2 separate regions of the Homo sapiens genome follow, and region 2 is linked to region 1. A link is an interaction called in ENCODE POLR2A ChIA-PET data of the cell type or tissue named here. Cell type or tissue: Panc1. All regions are shown on one strand. Links, peaks and the distances in the headings refer to the core of each region. The heading gives the core; the rest is flanking DNA. Region 1 overlaps CELF1 (CUGBP Elav-like family member 1). Region 2 holds the start of C1QTNF4 (C1q and TNF related 4).

Evidence for each region. Peaks named below come from ENCODE experiments on the same cell type or tissue, not always from the same donor. Only the 100,000 strongest peaks of a DNase experiment are listed, where the experiment ranks them.
Region 2: POLR2A ChIA-PET joins it to region 1 with 10 read pairs; 6 of 35 experiments call an interaction of 5 or more read pairs at or near these places.

The regions. Positions count from the first base shown.
Region 1 is chr11:47,497,182-47,505,642 of GRCh38, reverse strand. CELF1 (CUGBP Elav-like family member 1) reads left to right here. Exons shown (of 15, transcript NM_001376376.1): 2 at 4,711-4,782; 3 at 6,039-6,190. The coding sequence starts at 6,120. Among named protein-coding and RNA genes, the nearest start is that of CELF1, 52 kb to the left of the region's middle. In Panc1, for the core only: no CTCF peak of the experiment used is centred there; no DNase peak of the experiment used is centred there.
Region 2 is chr11:47,590,908-47,599,368 of GRCh38, reverse strand. C1QTNF4 (C1q and TNF related 4) reads left to right here and starts at 4,958. Exons shown (of 2, transcript NM_031909.3): 1 at 4,958-5,221. In Panc1, for the core only: no CTCF peak of the experiment used is centred there; no DNase peak of the experiment used is centred there; H3K4me3 peaks cover 628 bases.

The DNA of each region.
Region 1 (8,461 bases), core at 3,356-5,855:
GAGACAGAGTCTCACTCTGTCAGCCAGGCTGGAGTACAGTGGCACGATCTCGGCTCACTGCAAGCTCTGCCTCCCAGGTTCACGCCATTCTCCTGCCTCAGTCTCCTGAGTAGCTGGGACTACAGCTGCCTGCCACCATGGCCGGCTAATTTTTTTGTATTTTTTGTATTTTTTTTAGTAGAGAGGGGATTTCACCGTGTTAACCAGGGTGGTCTCGATCTGACCTCGTGATCTGCCCATCTTGGGCTCCTAAAGTGTTGGGATTCCAGGCATGAGCCACCGTGCCTGGCCTAACATACTGATTTTTAAATCAGCACTGGAGCTTAAATAAAGTGTAAACTTACAGTATATTGTTACCAACTAAGAAATGCACTTAAGTTCCAGAACTAGTGTGGGATCTGAAAGTATGACTTGATTGGAAGGGTGGTCACAATTTGACAGGACTGTTGGGTCAGTGTTACTGACAGATACTCCAAGGAAGGCTCTGAGGCTATACTATTGCTGAGTACACAGCAGTAGTACAGAGCTGAGTACAGAGTCTTTCTGTGATTAAGGATAGGGGAGGAAATGGAAAACTTTTTCGTTTTCAAAATGGTGATGTTTTTGTCATATCCTTTCAGTATACTGTATGTGGTAATTTTACAGGCAAGGCAACTTGTACACAACAAATTATTAAATGTAGTGCTTTTTTGGTACAGTGATTTTAGATTTGAAATGGAAATTTTTTTTTTTTTTTTTTTGGTGACAGAGTCTCACTCTATCGCCCAGGCTGGAGTGCAATGGCATGGTGTCGGCTTACTGCAACCTCCGCCTCCTGGGTTCAAGCGATTCTCCTGTCTCAGCCTCCCAAGTAGCTGGGACTACAGGCACCTGCCACCACATCCGGCTAATTTTTGTATTTTTAGTAGAGATGGGGTTTCACCATGTTGATCAAACTGGTCTAGAACTCCTGACCTTAGGTGATCTGCTCACCTCGGCCTTCCAAAGTGCTGGGATTAGAGGCGGTGAGCCACCGCGCCCAGCCTGAAATGGAGGTTTTTTATGTTTTATTTATTTTGTTTTGTAAGGCAGGGTCTCACGCTGTTGCCCATGCTGGAGTGTAGTGGTGCGATCAAGTATCACTGCAGCGTTGACCTTCCTGGGGTCAGGTGATCCTCCCACTTCAGCCTCACAAGTAGCTGGGACTACAGGTGGGCACCATCATGCCTCACTATTTTTTGTATTTTTTTGTAGAGATGGCGCCATGTTGCCCAGGCTAGTCTTGCCTGAGCTCAAATGATGCTCCTGCCTTGGCCTCCCAAAGTGCTGGGATTACAGGCGTTTCCCACTGTGCCCAGCCAGAAAAATTCTTTTTACAATATTTCTATTTCTTCTTTAACCCCCCTCCCCCACCATTCAGAAATTTTTACATTGTCTAGATTCTTATGGAAAACTTATTTTGTTGTTTTGTTTTTTGTTTGTTTGTTTTGAGACAGGGTCTTATTCTGTTGCCCAGGCTAGAGTGCAGTGGCTCAATCTTGGTTCACTGCAGCCTTGACCTCCTGGGCCCAGTCACTCCTCCTGCCTCAGCCTCCTGAGTAGCTGAGACTACAGTATGCATCACCACACTCAGCTAATGTTTTGTATTTTTTTGTAGAGATAGGTCTCTCTTTGTTGGTCAGACTAGTCTCAAACTCCTGGGCTTGAACAGTCTGCCCACCTTGGCCTCCCAAAGTGTTGGGAATATAGGCGTGAAGCCTGTGTTCTTGCCCCGTAAATTATTCTTAACCGTCACATTTTGTAACAATAACAGAAATCTTCCACAAAGTGAAATGCCACAGAGATAATTACCAGTTTGTGTCACCATATTTTACCTATGCAAGCAAGGTACTTGGCTGGGAGCTCAGGAGACCCAGTAGTTATATTAGAAATACTCGATTTTAGAAATGAAATTTAGGTCCAAAAAGGTACTGTGCAAAAATTTAAGTTACTGTAGTTGGTTATTTTCAAGTATCAATTGCTTACTTTTTTTCTCTCTTATGAAACTTGGGGGTAAAATACCCAGTCCACTTAGCAGCAATCTGAGGTTATAACCATTCCCTAGATTTTTGCAATTTGAATTCCCTCATATAGATTGATGGTGATTTTTAATGACATTGATTCCCTTTTCAGTAGTAGCTTCTAATCTCCTCTGTGCTTATATAACTAGACTTTACTTTATTGCCCTTTCAAACATACTTAGATTTATTGGGGTGGAAGTGTAAAATCTGTTCACCTGTTGTAGAACTCCCTGGTTATATCTATCAAGGTAGACATTTGCATATGCCAACTAGGCTTTTTTGCTTAACTGTGCTTTTGTTTGCTTTTTCATCCTTTTGGCAAAACATACTGTGATTGCTAGCCTTTCTCTTTTCTAATCCAGTTTTACATCTTCCTGTTAAGTTTATACTATTCCTATATCCTAAATGCAATGAATGCTGTTCTTTTGAGTGTTTTTCTTACCTATATTGATCACTTTTAATGATTTGGGTTCTTAATGTTACAGCAGGCTGACTACTCCTACCTTCACTTAATCAGGCTTTGAATTGTTGCTCTTTTAAAAAGTAGAGAATATTCAAGGCAGAGAATACTGAGACAGACGGACAACCAGGGAGAGAAGAGGAAACCATGAAAGTACATTCAGAGTGAAAGGAACAGGTGATGAAAAGAGGCTGAGGGAAAGTTAAGGCCTTCTTTTGCAGCAGACCCTTGGTTATAACCCCTCCTGTCACCTCTGTATTTCTAATGCTTCCTTTGTGGGAAAAGCCTGGAATGTCTATCTGATTTTTTTTTGAGACAGAGTCTCACTCTGTCGTCCAGGCTGGAGTGCAGTGGCGCAATCTCAGCTCACTGCAACCTCCGCCTCCCGGGTTCAAGTGATTCTCCTGCCTCAGCCTCCCGAGTAGCTGGGATTACAGGCATGTGCCACCACGCCCAGCTAATTTTTTGTATTTTTAGTAGAGACAGGGTTTCACCGTGTTAGCCAGGATGGTCTCGATCTCCTGACCTCATGATCCACCTGCATCGGCCTCCCAAAGTGCTGGGATTACAGGCTTGAGCCACCGTGTCCGGACTAATTAAGACATTAAACACACACACACACATACACACACACGCACACACGGGCAGTTTTTTGTGAATAACTTTCTTTTAATTCTACTTTTAAATTTCCCTTAATATTTGCATTTTTGTATTCCCATAATTGCTTTTATCACTTAACTTCATAACCTCTTTCTAAAATTGACTTGTGATTAATTTCTGTGCTCTCTTTTCCCAAAGTATGTTGAATTTAATTATACTGAGATAACTCTGGTGACCTGCCTGAGAAGAAGTGCCCTCTTTCATGTAATAACATTTCCATCTTGTAGGTTTTTAAAGCGGTGTTGCTTTATAAATCATAAAATGGACTTTAATAGCAGTATAAGCACAGAGAATTTATGGGCCCTGCTTTCTATTTTCAACTGCTTTATAAATTGGGCCTCTGGAGACTTCTTTTGAACAAAAGTTCTATGACTGGGAAAAAATGATTTTAAGACATTACTCTAAATCATATTTCCCAGCCCTTGGCTTGGTGGAAACTATTTTAAGGAGAGCACATCTTTTCATACATTGGACAGTGCCTGGCAACTCAGTAATGTCTCCATTTAAGTAGTCTTTTGTTATAGATGTGATTCTGATTTGAACTAGAGATACAATTAGATTTCATATGTTTTTAGGAAATATTAAAAACACAATAACCTTGAAATTTAGGTAAGTTCCTTGAAATTTATTGAATCCTTTTTAAAGGATTTTTTTTTGGTGGGGGAGACGGAGTCTTACTGTCGCCCAGGCTGGAGTGCAGTGGCGTGATCTCAGCTCACCACAGCCTCTGCCTCCTGGGTTCAAGCTATTCTCCTGCCTTAGCCTCCCGAGTAGCTGGGGTTACAGGCGTGTGCCACCTCGCCCAGCTAATTTTTTTTTTTGATATTTTTTAGTAGAGATGGGGTTTCACTATCTTAGCCAGGCTGGCCTTCAACTTCTGACCTCAGGTGATCCGCCCGCCTTGGCCTCCCAAAAGTGTTGGGATTGATTACAGGCGTGAGCCACCATGAGCTGTTGTTGCTCAGCCTTTTTAAAGCCTGGAATGTCTTTTTAGAGGAATTCTTGCACTAAAAGATCTAATTTGGTTGTCGACTCAGTTATTCTTTGGTCTAGGCAGCTTTCTATAGGAAGAGGCATGCCATCAGTTCCAATGTACGTAGGAGAAACTAGGACAAACATAGCCAGTAATCTAACCAGCCCCAGCTAGGGTTACCATCTTCTGCCTGACAGGCATGGGCTTGGTAAACTGTGTACTGTGTGTCAGTTGCACAGTCTCCTCTCACTTGCAGTTTGTTTTTGCCGCTTTAATAGGGTGGAAGAGAGCTCCTGCCACTTCTGCCTCTATAGTAGTAAATCAGATGAGCGAGTCTCTGGCAAAAATAGAAAAAGCAGTAAGCTGCTGTTACAGTACAGTTCTAGATTTTGGATGATGACGTCTGGACATGGACAGAAGAGACAGTTTTCACCTTCCTGGGTCAGGTGCAGACAGATGTTAGCCATTGTTACACAGATTAGAACTTCTAGGCCTATGCCATTGTGTGTTGCCTTTCTTTTTTTTTTTTAACGTTAACTCTGTGTGTTTAGTAGTTCATTCGTTTTACTTCTTTGCAGGCTGAACATAACTTCTTTTTTTCAAAGTTCCCTGTGTTGTGAACTGAGCTTGGGTGAAGTGAAATCTTTGAGGTAAGGCAACTCTAATGATAAAAATGGAAAGAAAGCCTGTGAAATTTGGGAGCCTTCAGAGATAACATTTTAGAGTCACTGCCTAAATATTGAAATGCCGCCATTTGTTGTTTGGGGGGATGTGGAGCTAAATTGAGAACGGGAGCACACATCTGCCTTGACTGCTAAGTATATCCATCTCTACTGCTCACCCATAATAGAATTTTTATGTGTGCACTCACTAGTCTTGGTTTTATCAACAGTTTAAAGGAGGAAAAAGAGAATGAAGAGACTTCATTTCTTGGTTTTTCCCTTACATGTTTGAGTGTTGTCCCTGGTAGGCCCTAGTTCTTTTTCATTATTATCACTAAAGTGGCTTTTGTTCTTTGTTTCTTTAGAAAGGACAACAGAGAACTGAAAATACATTATTTCCTAGTATGCTAGTAAGAAGCAGAATATTACTATTCCATTTTTATTTTCTGGCAGATGAAGCTTCAGAGTTAGTAAAGAAAATTTCCCTGTGCCATCTAATGAGTGTTACTGAACAAAGGATTTTTGAAGTCTTTCACCCAGATGAGGAACCATTAGATAGCACACCTTGCTCTAACCATTAGATAGCACATCAAGAAAGCAAGGTCAGTTGAGAAATTGATGCTCTTTTGAAAATATCAAGAAAAAAAAAAAAGCAAGGCTGATCAACTGTAGGCAGTTGTATGTGAGTGGTAAGTTTCTGGTGGCCAGTTTATTCAACCAGTTTGCCTCTGGCCTGCTTCTGATGGTCTTATCATTCCTCTTTATGTGACTGTTCTGAGGTTAGTTTGGACCTAAGCACTGTGCTCATTGCTGTCTTTGGCACATGGAAACGTAAGTTTAAAAGCAAGGCTAACAACCCATTTCTTCGGTGAGCCTTTTCTTGCTTCAGGTAGTTTCAGGCTTTGGGGGACCTTAAAAACTGGTTTGCAGGGAGGAGTTTGGAGGATGTGAAACAAGTTTGTGTTTCTTCTGCTCTGTTAGCCACTGCTATCTTCATGGATCTGACACTATTTATCTGACAGTGCACTTAGTACTGCTTCGCCAGGGAAAATTGCACAAAACAAGCCTGGCGCATCAGCACTTTCATTGTGTGCTGGGCTGAGCCTCCCTTCACATGGTCACATCCCCATTTTAATCCAATACTCCCTTTCCCTACCCCTTCCCCAGTCCTGCCTCTTTCTGTGGCACTTATTGCTGGTTTCCCTGAGCTCCTGTTTCCACTTTGTGTTTTTTGTGGGGCCCAGGAAGCTAAAGCTGTGTGTATTTGTGGATCAGACAAGTGCAGCAAGTTAATATCATTGGCTTCTGAAGGGGAGAGTGAGGTGATGGCTGCGTTTAAGTTGGATTTCCTTCCAGAAATGATGGTGGATCATTGCTCTTTGAATTCCAGTCCCGTGTAAGTATTTTTGTTGTCTAATTTTTATCATAAGCAGAGGAACTGGGCTGTTTTCTTTATTTGATGAAATTGGTTCCTTTTTTTAAGAAGGGGAAGAGAAAAATGGGGAAAGAAGCCAAAACAACCTGAATTCTCTCATGCTATTATTTTCAATTGTAGTCTGTCTCATTACTGCTTATTTCCTCAAGGCTTTAAGTTATTTACATAAAGGTGCACTTGATATATGACCAGCAGCATCAGCTCAAGTGTGCTAGCTCCAATTCCTTTAAGCTGTAGTGTTTTCCTATATGATAGATTACAAGGTATTTTTTTTTTAAACTGTAGCATTGTCGCTTTGGGTTGGACATGCAATTTCAAATAATCTTTTGGGAAGGAAGTATTTTATTATTTTAAATTACTGGATTCTTAGTCTCCTATCACAGAGAAGACTGGTAGCTACAGTCAGTGTGTTTAGTATCATCTACAACATTCTGTATTAACATACAAAGTGCAATCCTGGACCTTGATTCCCCCCACCCCCGCCGAGTCTAATTGAAAATACAGCTCAGCACGTGATTTTAGGAACATCAAATTGTCCTTTACCCTCCAAAAAAAGCAAAACTGGATCAATCTTGATTGGCAATTTGCCCAAATAAATTGTGAGAGTGAGAAACCTTGTTAGCTTGCAGTACTGTCCAAGAACTGCTGTTGTACACAGCCAAAATGCTAACCTAACCCTGAGTTGTAGCTGCTAGGAACCTGAATTCTGGACTTTGTAGAGAAGGACACATTTCCAACCCCTGATTTCAGTCACTGTAACCAGGCTTCAGAGTATTTTGGAACCTCCAGCAAATGAGCTTTAGGTTATTCAAAGCCAAGAATATTAAATGGTAGAATATTCTCTAGATAACAAGTGTTAATGCAAGTCTTTGAGGTTAGGCCTCCATGTGCAAATCAGTCTACCCTGGGATTAGATGTAACAGGTGTGGATAATAGTAGATACCAAACAGTTCTTTGTGGAATAGTTGGGGGGCAGGGCTCAAAGTTAGCTCTTTCTCTCTCTGTTTTTGAAACAGGGTCTTGCTTTGTTGCCCAGGCTGGAGTGCAGTGGCACAGTCACAGTTCACTGTAGCCTCAACCTCCTGGGCTCAAGCAGTCCTCTCGCCTCCGCTTCCCAAGTAGCTGGGACCACAGGCATGCACCACCACCTGGCTAATTTTTAAACTTTTTGTAGATATGAGGTCTCCCTGTGTTGCCCAGGCTGGTCTTGAACTCCTGGGCTCAAGCTATCCTGCTGCCTCGGCACCTGGCCTGTCTTACTCTTTTGAAGTGGATCTTATGCCTCCTCTGTAGTCTCCAAAATTACGGTAATTTAAATGTCTTTTTATGAGAGTTCTTTACTACTAAAATTTTATTTTAGCTGTAACAGGTGAAATTAAAGTGAATATCATGATAAAGATTTAATACATAATAAGGATATTTCCATGTCCCAGGATTTATGATCCTTAGAAACAAGGCTGTTGCTCAAATTGTCTTTCATTGTAATACTTCCTGTGCTTTGCCACTGCCTGGTGTTCAACCCAACATTGACACAGCATTCTTCTCAGCCTGCTTTCTAATCTTTTAAGAGATTGGACCCATTCAATATCCCATTAAATCTGGACCATGGACCACTGCATGAAAGTCACCTGGAACTTAAAAATTCAGATGTTTTTATTCTAGAATAGGACCCCCAAGACTCTAGAAACAAGTGTCCAGCATGTTTTTTTGTGCACACTAAAGTTCGAGAGCTAGTGGACTTAACACAGGTCATTCTCAGAGTCAGTCGGGGAATGGATTGTCAACATTTTTTCCAAGTACGTTTGCATCTGTTTTAGTCACCCATCTTCACCAAAACTTTGCAAGGGTGCCTGGGCGTAGGCCATTGCCCCGATTTTAAACATGAGAAACCCAGTTGAGAGAGAGATTGAGGACAAATAGTAATCAGTGTTGGGCCTGAAGTACAAGTTTAAAGGTAAAGGTCTTTTTATTTTTGCCCACTAGACCAGGCTGCCTCTAGTGTCAGTGAACGGTTAGCCAATGTTCTTGATTCTTCATTGATCACTCTTAAGCTTCCACTGGTGCTACTTTGCCTGCATCCTAAGATATGGATATTTTCATGAGTTGTGTCCCAGACTTTTTTCTTTTCATTCTCCCATTGCTTAAGGGGACACTGATGTGCTTCTCTGCTTCTCAGATCTCTGTTCCCCCAAATGTCTTCTGAGGTCTAAGACTTTATTCTAAATACTGCTC
Region 2 (8,461 bases), core at 3,057-5,556, 94 kb before region 1:
CTTTTCAATCTGCAGAGTAATCTTCTTAAAATACAGCTTTGAGCACACCTTCTTCTCCTCTACTGTAAGGTAAAAGCTCCTTAGCTCAGCAGTTAAGCCCCACACTCCTTACCATAACTTCCCATCACAAACCCTTATCCACAACCAAGCCTGGTACATTTCCTTCCCTAAGCTCCACCTACGCCACCTCCTCACCTTGGTTCACATTCTTATCTTTGACTGGATCCCACCCCCTCACTCCTCCATCTCCACTTCCATCTCACCCTGTCAAAATCCTCACCATTATTTAGAAAGAGCCTCTTCAGGCCGGGCACGGTGGCTCACGCCTGTAATCCCAACACTTTGGGAGGCCGAGGTGGGTGGATCACGAGGTCAGGAGATCGAGACCATCCTGGCCAACACGGTGAAACTGTCTCTACTAAAAATACAAAAAAACTAGCTGGGTGTGGTAGTGCACACCTGTAGTCCCAGCTACTCAGGAGGCTGAGGCAGGAGAATCGCTTGAACCCAGGAGGCAGAGGTTGCAGGGAGCTGAGATCATACCACGCACTACAGCCTCTGTCTTAAAAAATAAAAATAAAAAGGCTGAGAGAGAATCAGAGAAAGGGAGGCTGCAGAGTATACTGGTTAAGGACTGGGTTTGGGAGCCAGATAGCTCTGAGTTTAAATCCTACTCCTGCATTAACTTTTCTGATCCAGAAGGGACACATGGCCCTAAGAAGGGCTGCATGGCCCTAAGAAGGGTTGTGGCTGCCCTAGGTTGGCTTCCAGCCTTCCCCAGCTCTCCTGCGGCATCCCTGTGTGGCTCATCCCACCCTTACCATGCCTCTTGTCTTCCCCATAGTCTTGGGGCCCAAGCTTTTCAAGCTGGTGAAGGAGAGAGTTGTGATCCCAAGAAGCGGAGTGAGCGAGCGGGGAAATGAGACAAAGAGAGGAAACAGAATAAAGTGCACAGATAGGCCGGGCGCAGTGGCTCACACCTGTAATCCCAGCACTTTGGGGGGCCAAGATGGGTGGATCACGAGGTCAGGAGATCGAGACCATCCTGGCTAACACAGTGAAACCCCATCTCTACTAAAAATACAAAAAAAAAAATTAGCCGGGCGTGGTGGCGGGCGCCTGTAGTCCCAGCTACTCAGGAGGCTGAGGCAGCAGAATGGCGTGAACCCGGGAGGCGGAGCTTGCGGTGAGCCAAGATCGCGCCACCGCACTCCAGCCTGGGCGACTGAGCGAGACTCCGTCTCAAAAAAAAAAAAAAAAGCGCACAGATACCAGTGGGTTTTCACCATGGAGAACTTAACTCTGCTGGAGTCTCTCTGAGTCTGAAACATGACCTGGAATTGGGAATTGGAATGCTCCCATCGAGGGACCAGAAAGCTGGGGTATTTACCCCTAACTCTGGACCATTGGCTGATGGTTGCTCTGGGGGTATTAACTCTACAGCCCTTTGGGCCTGCCCCACACTAACTCCCATAGCTGAAAATGCCCTCAGGAGGGACACAGGAAGTAGGCGCCTGGTCAGGAACTGTCTGTGGGTGCCCTCCTGGTAGGCCTGGAGGTGTGGGTGGGCCACTGACAGCATCTACTACACTCAGTGAAAGGAACCTGCTATTAAAATTATTGTTGTTGGCTGGGCACCGTGGCTCACGCCTGTAATCCCAGCATTTTGGGAGGCCGAGGCAGGTGGATTACTTGAGGTCAGGAGTTCAAGACCAGCCTGGCCAACGCCATCTCTACTAAAAATACAAAAATTAGCCTGGTGTGGTGGCATACGCCTGTAATCCCAGCTACTCAGGAGGCTGAGGCAGGAGAATCACTTGAACCCAGGAGGCGGAGGTTGCAGTGAGCCGAGATCGCACCATTGCATTCCAGCTTGGGTGACAAGAGTGAAACTCCATTTCAAAAAATAAAAATAAATAAAAATTATTGTTGTTTATTAGCTGCCACGTGGTGGCAGGCTGACGGGGGAGGATCACTTAAGCCCAGGCTGCAATGAGCCAAGATCGTGCCACTGCACTCCAGCCTGGGTGACAGAGTAAGAACCTATCTCAGCCAGGCGCAGTGGCTCACTCCTGAAATCCCAGCATTTTGGGAGGCTGAGGCGGGCGGATCACCTGAGGTCAGGAGTTTGAGAACAGCCTGACCAACATGCAGAAACTCCATCTCTACTAAGAATACAAAATTAGCCAGGGTGGTGGTGCATACCTGTAATCCCAGCTACTCAGGAGGCTGAGGCAGGAGAATCACTTGAACCTGGGAGCGGGAGGTTGCGGTGAGCCAAGATTGCTCCATTGCACGCCAGCCTGGGCAACAAGAGCAAAACTCCATCTCAAGAAAAGAAAAAAGAACCCGTCTCAATTTATATATATTTTAATGTTAATTTTTTTAACTTTTTTTTTAAGTGATGGGGACAGCTGGGCGCGGTGGCTCACGCCTGTAATCCCAGCACTTTGAGAGGCCAAGGCGGGCGGATCACGAGGTCAGGAGTTCCAAGACCAGCCTGACCAACATGGTGAAACCCCGTCTCTACTAAAAATACAAAATATTAGTCGGACATGGTGGCGCGCTCCTGTAATCCCAGGTACTCAGGAGGCTGAGGCAGGAGAATCGCTTGAACCCGGGAGGCGGAGGTTGCAGTGAGCCAAGATCGCAGCATTGCACTCCAGCCTGGGCAACAGAGCGAGAGTCTGTCTCAGAAAAAAAAAAAAAAAAGAGAGAGAGAGATGGGGTCTCACTCTGTTGCCCAGAGTGGTCTCAAACTTCTGAGCTCAAGCGATCTTCCCACCTTGGCCTCCCAAAGTGCTAATATCATAGGCGTAAGCCACCATGCCCAGCCATACCCGTCTCAATTAAAAAATAAATAAAATAATTGTTGTTTAAGACCAGCCTGGGCAACAGAGTGAGACCTCGTCTCTACAAAAAATTTTAAAAAAAATTAGCCAGGCATGGTGACCTGCACCTGTAGTCCCAGCTACCTGGGAGGCTGAGGTGGGAGAATCACTTGAGCCCGCAAGGTCAAAGCTGCAGTGAGCCAAGATCATACCATTGCACTCCAGCCCAGGTGACACAGCAAGACCCTCTCTCAAAAATAAATAAAATTGTGGCTGCAAAACAAGAGAGGAGGGAGCAGGGACTATAACCAGCCTAGGGCTTTTCTCTGGATCCTGCTGCCACCTCTTCTTAACTCCCATTCTGGAGCCCACCCATCTGCCTTACACCCACCAGCTCATGGCATCATCTTTCTCTATATCCCTTTCCCAGTGGCTTCCTCCCTATCCCAGTCCCCTGATGCAAATCCTGATGTCATCTGCCCCAGCCACCCATCTCTACCTCAACCCTCACTTCTCTGGTGAGAACTCTTGTGGATCCAGGGAGTGTCAAATCCCAGCCTGAACCAAACCTCAACTGAGATTATATTATCCTATAATATACCTTCTCCCCTCCCCTCCCCTCCCACCATTGGAATCACCCTCAGGAGAGCAGCTCCACTCTTCTCATCCAGAAGGGGCCCATGGCCCTAAGAAGGGCCATAGATTGCCATAGGTTGGCTTTTGGCATCCCCCAGCTCTCCTTCGACATCCCTGTGTGGCTCATCCCACCCTTACCCTGCTTCTTGTCCTCCCCACAGTCCTGTGGCCCAAGCTTTTCAAGTTGGTGAAAGAGACAGTTGTGATCTGACAAGGGCTAGACAGGTGCTTCACCCTCTGTCACCAAATACCCTCATTATCCAGCCCAAAACACCTCCATTCATTCCTTTCTATTCTGGCACATATTCGTTAATTCATTCCATCATTCACCTAACACCCTTGAAGCAGAGCCAATCACCTCTACCAACATCTTCCTAGAGACAAATAGATTAACTGGGGTGGGGTAAACTTTGAGAGCTCCAAAAGGAAAGCTCCAGAGGACGGGGGTTCTGCAGGGGTCCAGGCCTCTCAGGGACCACAGAGCAGACCTGCAGCAGAGGCAGAATTAGAGCCCATGGCTCTGGAGTCAACCAGGGCCAGGCAGAGGGCACCAGCTCTTGGCTGCTGAAAGTAGAGCTCTTCAAAAGTCATCCACTCAGTCAGCATCTACTGAGTGCCAGGCAGTGTCGTCACCTCTACAGCCGTCAGGGGAGAGAACAGCAGCCTAGAGAAAGGGAGTCTGAGCCCCCATCCCACGGGCTCGAAGCCCAGAGTAGAGGCCAGCACTAGTGCCTCTGGTGAGTATTACCATGGGAAGACCGCTGTTCCCAGCCCGGGTGCCCTGCTGGACTCTTGCTAGCCTGGCCCCAGCGAGGCAGGGCATCAGTTTCCCTCTCCAGAGGCCTTTCTTCCCCACCTATTGCCCTCTCAATCCTGTCCCTTCTTGCAGGAGCAACCTTCCCAGCAGAAAATTCCATTCTGCCCCAAGGACTCTCCTCCTTACTGCCCCTCACCCCGGGGAACGCAGGCTGCCCCTCTGATGCCTGCAGACTCCCTTCTCCCTCTTTCCTAACCGACCGTGGGCATTTTCCAATTTGGAGGTGAGGAGGAAAAACTAGGTTATTTTCAGCTCTTCCTTTACTGGCAACATTGACCCATTTATCCTTCTCTTCCTTCAGACCTCTCCCCCAAGGCCACTTAGCTTGGACATCTGTCCCAGCCAAAATCTCACCTTCCACTGTCCTTGCAGCCCAAAGGCTAGTCCAGCCTCTGAGTCCAGCTCTAGCCCTCTCTCCCCACACTAGGAAGGAAGCTGGACTGTAGAGCGCTCTGGGCCACCCCGCGTTAGCTGCTGCCTCTGGCCTCAGTTTCCCCAACTGCTCAGATTAATGATGCCTGCTCTCTAGACCCAGAGGACGAAGCTCTAAGGAGGTCACAGATGAGGAAGGGTCCAGTGCTCGGCGCAGACTCCGTGCGGAGCCCCTAGGCCCCGCAGCTCGCCCCTCCCTCTCCCCTACTCCCCTCCTCTCCCCCTCCCGTCTCTCCCCCGCCTCTTCGCTCTCGCTCGGCTCCCTCTCTAGCTGACCTTCCCTTTCCCTCACGCCTCCCCACGCCCGGCCCCTGGCCCCAGCACCCTGTCCGCTGCCGCCTCAGAGCCGGGAAAAGCAGCCGGAGCCCCCGCCGCCCCTGCCGCAGCGCGGGCGGTCAGCGCGCAGCCCGGCACCCGCAGCCTGCAGCCTGCAGCCCGCAGCCCGCAGCCCGGAGCCAGATCGCGGGCTCAGACCGAACCCGACTCGACCGCCGCCCCCAGCCAGGTGAGGGCAGCTGAGGGGAGGCAGGGAGCCGAGGTTCCCCCTTTACTGGAAGCGAGGGCTGGGGAGGCGCGGGGAAATTGGGTCCTTTTTCCTTGAAAGGAGGACCTGGGAGCCTTTTCGTGAAACAGGCACAAGGGCTTTCATTCCAAAGGGATGGATGGATGGAGGGAAGGTCTCGGGGGAGAGGGATTGGTTTTTGTTTTTTAAAAATAAGGATTAATTGGCTTCTGTGAAAGTGGGACTTCTTGGAAGGATGAGGGGCTTTCAAGGTAGGTTGGGGAGGGGGCTCTGGCAGGGCTTGAGGGAAGGGTTAACTGGTGAGTGGCAGGGCAAGGGGGAACTCTGCGATCCCCTCAGCCTGACATCGCTGCACCTCCCGCCTTGGCTCCGGGGCTCTGGGTCTCTCCAGCTCTGTGTCCCAGTTTTTCTCTTTGAAGATGACTATTTTGAACCCCACCTGGACAGAGCCAGGAACAGCCATTTCCTTCCCTGGAGCTATGACACCCACCTGACACACCCTCCCACACCTCTGACCTGCTCAGGGAAGGGGGTTCAGGGAAGGACGAGGATCCAGGGATCTGGGAATTGGGCAGTGTGGGTGAAACGGAGGCTGGGTACTGGGTGCACAGGAAGACCCTTGGCACTGGTGGGGTGCACCAGCCTTGGTCAGGAGGTTGCTGGGCAGCTGCTTCTGGGGCAGGACCCACTAGGAAAGCAGCGGTATGGAAAAGCTGAGCTGTTTTCCGTGTTCCCAGAAGACAAAACACTAGAGAATGTGTTTGCTTGCTTTTGTTTGGTTTTGCTTTCTGTCTTCCTCACCCTGGATCCCAAGACTCATTCCTCTGATCTCCTCTCCTAGTTTTGCAAAAAGGTAAACTGAGGCACAGAACAAATTGGCTGGACATACCTGTGTCTAGGAGGGAAGAGTGACAGGAAGGCATACGGAATTTGAGTCAAAAAACCTCAGTGCTCCATGGGTGACCTTGGGCCAAAATGCTTTCCCTTGTTGGGCCTCAGCTTTCTCATCTATAAAATGGGAGACGGCCCACCTGTCTTGTAGGTTTGCCAAGACCATGTGTCTAAAAGAACTTTGTAAAAGGGAATGCACTGGACACTTGTGAGGTGCCATCTTCACCACTGTGGATGGCCCCTTCCCTCCTCCCTGTCCTAACCAAGGGACACCTAACTAATCCATAGGACACCTTTGTGAGAATTACAAAAAGCACCTCCTCTGGAAGGAGACAGCATTCAGTTGGCTAGCAACTTGGGGTCTTTAGTATGAGAATGAGAAGGTGGCATACTTTACGCCAGGTGCTGCTCTAACATGTGGAGTGTGAGCTAGATTCTAGCTGGGACGTTCTGCACATCTACACCTGACAACCCTTCTCAGCAGGTCCCTGCTGTCTCTAAGAGACACAGAGCTACACATACAGGGCATTTTCTAAAGCAGCCCACATCCCAGGCTGTCTCCAGCTCATTTCTTTCCTGTTTTGTTTCCACATCAGGGCTTTTGGGTATTCAAGCCCCAAAGCACGTGCCCTACTAGGAAGCAGGATGGAATCCCTACATCAGAGAGTGACTCCTTTGAGTTAAGCAGTGCCTTCACCAAGCTCTCAGGGGTAGGAGTGACTGAGTCCCTAAACCCTTACGTCAAGAACTGGACCAGATCACTTTTGTCAGGGCAACCGACAGAAGCATCTGCACACCTCAGCACTGCCGTTGACAAACCATGTTCACACCTATCTCAGCACACCCCCACAGCAAGCCTGTGTGTGAGGTCTCTTCCCCATTTACATGGAGGAAGCCATGCCCAGAGAAGTTAGGGAACCTGCCCAAGGTTTCACAGTGTGAGTGGTAGAGCCAGGACCTGAACCCAGATCTGGCTATCTGTCCTCTCCAATCCATCACTCCCAAGGAACAAAGCTGCTGACTTCACAGCCTTGCCAAAGCCCTGCTGGAATTGTTGCTGTCCCTGTCCATCCCCAGTAGCCCCTGGCTCGCCACTCCTTCTTCTGAGTAACCAGCCTCCAAGCAAAGAGAAAGGAGTCACCTTCTCTTTTACTCTGATTTCAAGGGGGAGGAAGCTACCTCAAAGCCCAACTGTTCTCGCCTCCTCTGTGCAGGAAGGGCCCCTGGTGAGGCCAGGAAAGGGGTCAGGGAGCAGCGATTTCCTTTCCTGCTCAGATGGGGCTTAAACAGTAACGGTCATGCAGAGCGTTGACACAGAGAGCCAGTGCCTGCGTGAGTGGCAGACCAAGGACCATAAAATAACCACAGGAAAATGCAGCCAACTGGAGCTGAGGGGAACTCAGAGACTCCCCTGAATCCCCCGGGTTACCAGGGCCCCTGAGTGTCAAATGGGAGGTGTAGGGGCAAGCCCAGCAGACAGGGCTGTAGGCCTCTTTAACCAGAGTGTTTCTGCTAGTCTGTGTTCAAGCTTTCACTTAAGAAAGGGGTTTCGGCCGGGCGCGGTGGCTCACGCCTGTAATCCCAGCACTTTGGGAGGCCGAGGCAGGCGGATCACAAGGTCAAGAGATCAAGACCATCCTGGCCAACATGGTGAAACCCTGTCTCTACTAAAAATACAAAAATTAGCTGGGTGTGCTGGGTGCAAGCCTGTAGTCCCAGCTACTTGGGAGGCTGAGGCGGGAGAATCGCTTGAACCTGGGAGGTGGAGGCTGCAGTGAGCCGAGATCAAGCCACTGCACTCCAGCCTGGCGACACAGCCAGACTCCGTCTCAAAAAAAAAAGGGGGGGGGGCGGGGTTTCAAGGCCAGGCGCGATGGCTCACGCCTGTAATCCCAGCACTTTGGGAGGCTGAGGCAGGTGGATCACTTGAGGTCAGTTCAAGACCAGCCTGGCCAACATGGTGAAACCCCGTCTCTACTAAAGATACAAAAAATTAGCTGGGCGTGATGGTGCGCACCTGTAATGTCAGCTACTCAGGAGGCTAAGGCAGGAGAACTGCTTGAACCCGGGAGGTGGAGGTTGCAGTGAAACGAGATCGTGCCACTACACTCCAGCCTGGTTCACAGAGCGAGACTCCATCTCAAAACAAACAAACAAAACAAAGAAATGCAAATTATCAGGCCCATCACAGACCTACTGAATGAACTCTGGTGATGGGGCCCAACTATGTATGTTTGAACACGCCCTCCAAGTGACAGTGAGGCTCGCTAGAGTTTGAGAATCCAAGGATGTAGGAAAATTGAAACCTACTTGTGGGTCAAGGGCAGGGCT